2 separate regions of the Homo sapiens genome follow, and region 1 is linked to region 2. The links are chromatin contacts, found by Hi-C or POLR2A ChIA-PET in ENCODE. All regions are on one chromosome and are shown on one strand. Each heading gives the region's core, a stretch centred on a gene start or an enhancer-like site at or near the end of the contact. The rest is flanking DNA. Distances are from core to core; before and after follow the strand shown.

Evidence for each region. A loop is a pair of places that touch in the nucleus more often than their neighbours do. ChIA-PET counts read pairs that join two places held with the same protein, here RNA polymerase II (POLR2A). Pooled maps may share reads with other maps.
Region 1: a loop to region 2 is called in a map with no recorded cell type, with 24 times the contacts of the local background. The contact joins the promoter of ADCK1 here to the promoter of CIPC in region 2. A Hi-C loop is called at or near these places in 1 of 37 single-sample maps with no recorded cell type and 9 of 50 pooled maps. POLR2A ChIA-PET finds 5 or more read pairs at or near these places in 1 of 52 experiments (PC-9).

Annotation. Positions count from the first base shown.
Region 1 is chr14:77,798,505-77,802,215 of GRCh38, reverse strand. It overlaps ADCK1 (aarF domain containing kinase 1), which reads right to left and starts at 2,107. Exons shown (of 11, transcript NM_020421.4): 1 at 2,046-2,107. RefSeq lists enhancers at 1-110, 1,492-1,571, 1,582-1,631, 1,705-2,243, 2,244-2,782 and a silencer at 1,822-2,181.
Region 2 is chr14:77,096,401-77,100,040 of GRCh38, reverse strand. CIPC (CLOCK interacting pacemaker) reads right to left here and starts at 1,783. Exons shown (of 4, transcript NM_033426.3): 1 at 1,680-1,783. LOC124903350 (a long non-coding RNA gene) reads left to right here and starts at 2,023. Exons shown (of 2, transcript XR_007064275.1): 1 at 2,023-2,165; 2 at 3,141-3,576. RefSeq lists enhancers at 1,013-1,172, 1,312-2,141, 2,503-2,552 and a silencer at 2,173-2,322.

The DNA.
Region 1 (3,711 bases), core at 858-3,357, 700 kb before region 2:
TGCTATTAGAGCTTCAATCTATGGATAAGGAAGTGGTGTTTTAGAAAAGGTAGAAAACTTGGCCAAGGAGCTGGTAAGTGATGGAGGCAGAACTTGAATCCATGTATGACTGCTCCCACCAAGAGAGCAAAAAGTGCACAAGAACAAGCAGCTTGCTGGGCCCTGAAATAGGCCACTGGAGTCCCTGCAACATGGAAACCTTAACCCAGGAGGCATATTTAGTGAGTTACCCTGGTGAAGAAATGGATGGCTGACCCAACTAAATTTTTTTTTTTTAGACGGAGTCTTGCTCAGTCGCCCAGGCTGGAGTGCAGTGACACGATCTCGGCTCACTGCAGCCTCCGTCTCCCGGGTTCAAGCTGTTCTCCTCCTCAGCCTCCCAAGTAGCTGGGACTACAGGCACACACCACTACGCCCAGGTAATTTTTTTGTATTTTTGGTAGAGATGGGGTTTCACCATGTTGGCCAGGCTGGCATTGAACGCCTGACCTCAAGTGATTCGCCCACCTCAGCCTCCCAAAGTGCTGGGATTACAGGTGTGAGCCACCGCACCCGGCCCCAACTAATATTCTTACAGGTCCTTTGTCTGACAAGAAAATGACTGCATAGCAGAAAGTAAGAATATGCACACTCTTCTAGTACAGATCAAATCGCACATCCCTGAGGCCAGTTGAGAAATGGCCAAGCAAAGAATGACCCAATAAGGTAGAATATGATGTAACCAGGAAAAATGACAAGTATAGACTACATTAAAATCTGTATATAAATTAATATGGAGGGAGTTAACAGTGTACAAAGTAATATGCACATATTTACAATCACCAAAAAAGTAAAACTGGCAAATAAAGACAGAAAGACCCGTAACCAGGTGTGAAGAGATAGTGCTTTAAGTTCACAGGATTTTTTTTCCTATAAAGCAGTGGTACTCAACGTATGGTCCCCAGACCAACAGCAACTGCATCACTTGGGTGCATGTTAGAAACGCCAATTCTTGGTCCTCATACCAGACTTACAGAATCAGAAACTTTGGGGATGGGGTCCAGTACTGTGTGTTGTTACTAGCTCTCCAGGTGACTCTGGTGCATGCTAAAGTTTGAGAACCACTGTAGTAAGAAAATTATTTTATTTATTTTCCTTTTTTTCTTTTAATACAGACGGGAGTCTCACTATGTTGCCCAGCCTGGTGTTGAACTCCTGCCCTCAAGCAATCCTCCCATCTTGGCCTCCCAAAGTGCTGGGATTACAGGCATCAGCCACCACATCCAGCCCCAAGAAAATTATTAAATAAAACATATGAAGCCACAGATAAAGTCTAATTCACTTCAACTCTGCAAATATTTCTTGAGCACCTACTAAGTGCCAAGTATCATGGAGGTAAACAATAAATACTTGTTGAATGACTTTCTTGTTAGTAGAAAGTAAATGCCACTTAACCCTGGGAGAGGGCTGTTCTAGGTGTCTTATCTAAAGGTTGCTCTCCACACACACTGGCTGCTGTTAGCACATATCTACTGTGTGATCTGGAAGCCCAGGGCCCTGCAAGATGCTGGAGATAAGCAGCGGTCTGGGGCACGTTCGCAAGACCGGGTGGAGGGCCAGGATATGGGCATCGCCCCCTGCTCTTGCCCAGACCACGCTCCAGCTCCAGCTGCTTCTGCCTCGGAACTCACAGGGCCACCAGGGGGTGAAGGCGTCTGGGTGAGCCACCTCCGGCCCTCCTCCAGCTCTGCCCACTCGGGTGCCTGCAAGACTGTGCCACTGAAGTGGACAGGTCACATGAAAGCCCACTGGTGTGCCAAACTGGAGAAGTCACTGCAGGGGGGCGGGGCAATGCGAGTCACCCGAGCCACGTGGCCGCGCGCCGGGCCCAGGTGACAAGGTCATGGGGCTGTCCCTCCCGGCGCCCAGGGCGGCTGCACAACCGGAGCAGAGGCCGACTCCCGGCGTGTCCATGCCGGTTCCCTCGCGCTCCAGGCGCGGTGCGGCCCTGCCAGGCTGGTCGGCCCGAGCTCTGCGCCGGCCTCCGGCGAGCTGCCCCTACTCACCCCGAGGGAAGCAGAGCCGCGGCGCCCGGCTTCCGGCCGCAACCCGGTAGCGGGGAATTAGCTGGGAACCGTGCGGGGACAGCCACCTGACTGCGCTTAGTGAAGCCGAGGCGCGCGCGGCCTGCCGGGACTTGTAGTTCCTGGTTCCCCACGCCGCGATCCCGCGGGCAGTACTGTGGAGGCACAGGGGTCTCGGGCTTACTCCGTCAGGTGGCCTTGTTGCTTTGCCAGGGCGACGGACTTGGAATATTACTGAAATATTTTCTTCAAGACATTCTAACTACGTCCCAGGTTCGTGTTTAATGAAAGATGAAGTGGATTTGTAGATTTTTTTTTTTTGAGACTGAGTCTCGCTCTGTCGCCCAAGCAGTACAGCTAATTTTTGTATTTTTTTTAGAGATGGGGTTTCACCATGTTGGCCAAGCCGGTCTCAAACTCCTGACCTCAAATGATCCGCCCGCCCAAAGTGCTGGGATTACAAGAGTGAGCCACTGCGCCCGACCTCGTAGATTTTATTCATTCATTCATTCATTCATTCATTCATTTTGAGACAGAGTCTCACTCTGTCGCCCAAGCTGGAGTGCAGTGGCCCATCTCGCCTCACTGCAACCTCCGCCTCCCGGGTTCAAGTGATTCTCCTGCCTCAGCCTCCTGAGTAGCTGGGATTACAGGAGTGTGCTACCACGCCCTGCTAATTTTTTGTATTTTTAGGAGTGACGGGGTTTCGCCATTTTGCCCAGGCTGGTCTTGAACTCCTGAACTCAGGCAATCCACCCGCCTTGACTTCCCAAAGTGCTGGGATTACAAGCCTGAGCCACCTCACCGGGCCATAGATTTTAAATAAGATATTGGAACTAGTAGGCGAAGAAGAAATTTACTGACAATTGATGTATGCTGGCGGGGCGGTGGCTCACGCCTGTAATCCCAGCAGGCCAAGGCTAGCAGATCACCTGAGGTCGGGAGTTTGAGACCAACCTGACCAACATGGAGAAACCCCGTCCCTACTAATAATAGCAAAAATTAGCCAGGCCTAGTGGTGCATGCCTGTAATCCCAGCTACTCAGGAGGCTGAGGCACTAGAAACCCGGGAGGCAGAAGTTGCGGTGAGCCGAGGTCACGCCATTGCACTCCAGCCTAGGCAACAACAGCGAAACTCCGTCTCAAAAATAATAATAATAATGCTGGCTGGGCAGGACGCAGTAGCTCACACCTGTAATCCCAGCACTTTGGGAGGCTGAGGCGGGCAGATCACCTGAGGCTAGGGGTTGGAGACCAGCCAGGCCGACATAGTGAAACCCCATTTCTACTAAAAATAGAAAAATTAAGCCGGGTGCGGTGGCTCATTCCTGTAATCCCAGCACCTTGGGAGGCCAAGGTGGGCGGACCACTTGAGGCCGGGAATTTGAGACCAGCCTGGCCAACATAGTGAAATCTGTCTCTGCTAAAAATACAAAAATTAGCCTGGTGTGGTGGTGCACGTCTGGAATTTCAGCTACTCAGGAAGCTGAGGCAGGAGAATCGCTTGAACCCGGGAGGCGGAGGTTGCAGTGAGCTGAGATCACGCCACTGCACTCCAGCCTAGGCAACAGAGTGAGACTCTGTCTCCAAAAAGAAAAAAAAGAAAAAGAAAAATTAGCCCAGCATAGTGGCGGGCACCTGTTATCCC
Region 2 (3,640 bases), core at 534-3,033:
AATAGAGTAATAAATTCCAACAAATCTCTGACCTGCTGAGTCTCTGACAGCTCTAGTAGCTTAGCAGTCACAGAAATACCTGAACAGCTTGAAGGTCAAGATTCTGCATTTCCAAACACCACGGTCACCTTAAGATCTAACCTCCACGTCTGGTCCCCTGCAGGAAACAGATATTTGATCTACCCCTTATTCTAAGTTGAAACGTCAGGGACAAATCCACCATCCAAATTAAGGGTTGATCTAATCCACAAACAATCTTTGTGAAGATTTGTCCTTATGATTAAAAAGGAGATCCAGGGTTACAAGAAAAGGATCTGAAATGCTGCTTTCAGATCTCTCCTTTTATAGACACTTGGCAACATTCCTGGAAGCTCAAGTTCCCTTTAAAATGTGTCACGTGTATAACATGTGTGCCTGGACAGAAGTGTGAGGTAAAAGCCCAACCAGAGGCTTAAATACAATAAAGTGATAAGGTCACAGAAAGAAAACCTTGAGTAATCCCCGTTAGAATTATAAATACATTACTAGCTTTTCTCCGAAGTCATTTTCTTTTGGCCTGCATATTCAGGGATACCATTCTGGGAGAATGTCTGGGTATCTTAACAGTGGAAAAACCCTGTCTACCTAAATGTCTAATATTCATCTTCCCTTCCACATTCATTCCATTTCTCCAACTTGGCTGAAAATTCGTGTCAAAGATCCTGAACCCCAATTCCATACAATTTCCTATGTTTTAGACCAGTTTGGCTCTATTTTCACCTTTCAAAGGGGAGATGAGCTTAGAGAACTTTCTCCGATCCCCTGCTGCAATTAGTTCACAGTAACAGTGCCCACCTACCCATTCGCACCAGCCCACGTTGCATCTGTGCCAGGCAGCATGTGCACCCTCCAGGCATCCACCAGCCTGCCAGCTCAGCAGGGCAAAACTGGGCAGACCCTAGTACTGTGCTGTGACTGGCATACCACCAGCCTTCCAGGGCAAACGCCCAGGCAATGCATACTGCCAGGACTTGAGCAATAACAGGGAGCCTAGCTCCAGCCTGTGACCTGGGCCGGGATCAGAGCTCCCCCGAACCCACCCACTAACCACTTAACTCCTTACTTGGCACTGCCCACCTTCTCCCCAGAAACACTACCCCCGACACCAAGCCTGGCAAGCTGGCCACTCAGGGGAAACAACCAGCAACGAGGGTGACGGCAGGTCTCTGGAAAAGGCAGCACACCTGTGCCCTGGAGCCAGAACAGGGTACCACCCCCGACCTCAAACCGGAAGCCCAGGACCCTCGCCCAGTTACTAGTTCTGGCGCCCACTCACCTGCCCATTGCTTGGCCCTCAGCTCCCAGCCGGGCTGGACTCCAAGCTCTCTCCCCGCCCAGCCGGCTGGCGGTTGCGCCCAGGGCTAGACCAGGGCCCACCTGCCCCTCACACAAGCCTCCTCCCCACACGCAGCCCCCTCCTCACCCGCGATTCCCTCTCCCACGCCCCTCACAGCAAACCAAAGCCCTGCTCCCACCATTTGGCTCTCCGTCCTCCGAAAGTCCCGGTTTGCCCCTCTTGCCTACTCGCTCCTCTTCCTCTCTCCCCTACTTCCACCTCCTTTCCCCACGCTCCTCGCCCAATCCCTCTCCCGCCGTCATCCCTGCTCCCCTCCTCCCGGACCGAGCCCTCCCTTTCTCACCTAGGGCCGGGGTCGCAGCTCCACGACCGGCCTGTGGGTCAGGTGGCGCATGCGCGAGCACGGCCCCGCGGCACCATGACAACCTCGTCGTCGCTGGGTGTCTCGCTATCCCCACAGCCTCCCGCCCATTTCTCCTCCCCACGCCTCCGCGACGGCTTTCGCCAGCCACGTGACCCGACTCGGATGACCCGGCACCATGGAGACCGCACGCTGTTCTCCTAGAAGGGCCCTTGGAAATGCGCCCTTTCCCCGCCCCCGCCGGAAGACCAGGCCGGCGCGGGGCGGGGCCAGCGCTCAGAGGCCTACGCTCTGTCCGCGGCCGGCGGGCGTCTCTATGGTTGGTTCCTCAGGCCTCGCCGCCATTTTGTACGGGGGCCTTGAGCAATGAGCGGCTTGGGCAAGGTTTCCAGGCGGGGTTCAGAGGAGCCGGGGGTGGGGCCGGCTTGGAGTCGATACAGAGAGAGGAGCGACTCTCGCACTGTCTTGGTGCGTGCCGCCGTGCCGCCGTGCCGCCGTTGGGGGTGGGGGCCGGGGCGAGTCGTGTCCGGCCTGTGCGCGTGCCGGGAGCGACAGTGCCCGGCGTGGGAGAGCGGGCGTGCGGGCGGCCTCAGCCTGGAGTCGCCGTGACAGGGGTGCCAGACCTCCCCGCGTGCTCCTCGCATTTTCTCTACGCCTGTCGCCCTGTTTGTTTTTTGTTCCCGTCCACCCTCGAGACCGTGCTTCACGAGGTCGAGGCGCGATGAGTTATTTTAAGTAGATGATTTCATGACCTTTGATGTTTGACTGACTTTGTCATGTGCTATGGGTTTTATATGGATGCTGTTTCTTGGTGAAGGTTCACGGTGAACACACGTGTGTAACAGCTAAAGAAAAAAAGGGCTTGGGATCAGTTGACGTTCTGATGCCTTGAATCAGTGAAGGTTACTTAGAAAAAGAATTATTTCGCTAGTGAAAAAGAGGACATGGGCGAGTTTAAAGAGTTGACGGGTCGAGGCAGATTCAAGAGCTGAGCTGTCCAGTAAGATGGTCACTAACGACTGGATAAGTTTCTCAGTTGTACTAGCCACATTTCAGGAGCTCAGTGACCTCTTTATTGGACAGTGCAGATTATATATAGCCCATTCCCAGCATCGCAGAAAGTTATATTGGACAGTGCTGATTTAGATAGTGGGGAATTGTTTTATACTGGTCATCCAGGCCTTTGTAAGTGCTGCTAGGTCGTGGTTAATCACGTTAGTCCTCTAGACACAGGTAATTCTAATGTATTACTGGGTATGGGTGTACTTGTTAGTAGTCAGCTTTACCAACAAGTAATATGCCTACACCATGTAAGGCTTTTGTTTTGGGGACAGAGTGAAAGCAATAGTTAACAATTACCAAGTAATTAGGAGCCGGGCCGCTTTATATGCATCCTTTTATGATTCCTTACAAGTTTATGACGCAGGTGGTATTTTTTTCCAGTTGTGTGGCGTTTTTGCCCATTAGGACTCAACTAAAAACCCATGGCTTTGGCCAGGCACAGTGGCTGACGCCTGTAATCCCAGCACTTTGGGAGGCCGAGGCGGGCGGATCACCTGAGGTCAGGAGTTCAAGATCAGCCTGGGCAACACGGTGAAACCCCGTCTCTACTAAAAATACAAAATTAGCTGGGCGTGGTGGCACATGCCTGTAATCCTCGGGAGGCTGAGGCAGGATAATCGCTTGAACCTGGGAGGCGGAGGATGCGGTGAGCCGAGATCGTGCCATTGCACTCCAGCCTGGGCAACAAATCTCCGTCTCACCAAAACAAACAAACGAAAACCGTGGCTTTTATCCATGAAGCTATTAATATATTGCCTTCTTTTGAAGTGGAATAAAACAATCTGCCTTCAGATAACTTAAAATCTGATATGGGAAATAAGACGCGCTGTAATAAATAATATGAAAGAGAATGGGATAAGTACCAGAAGATTGTGAACAAA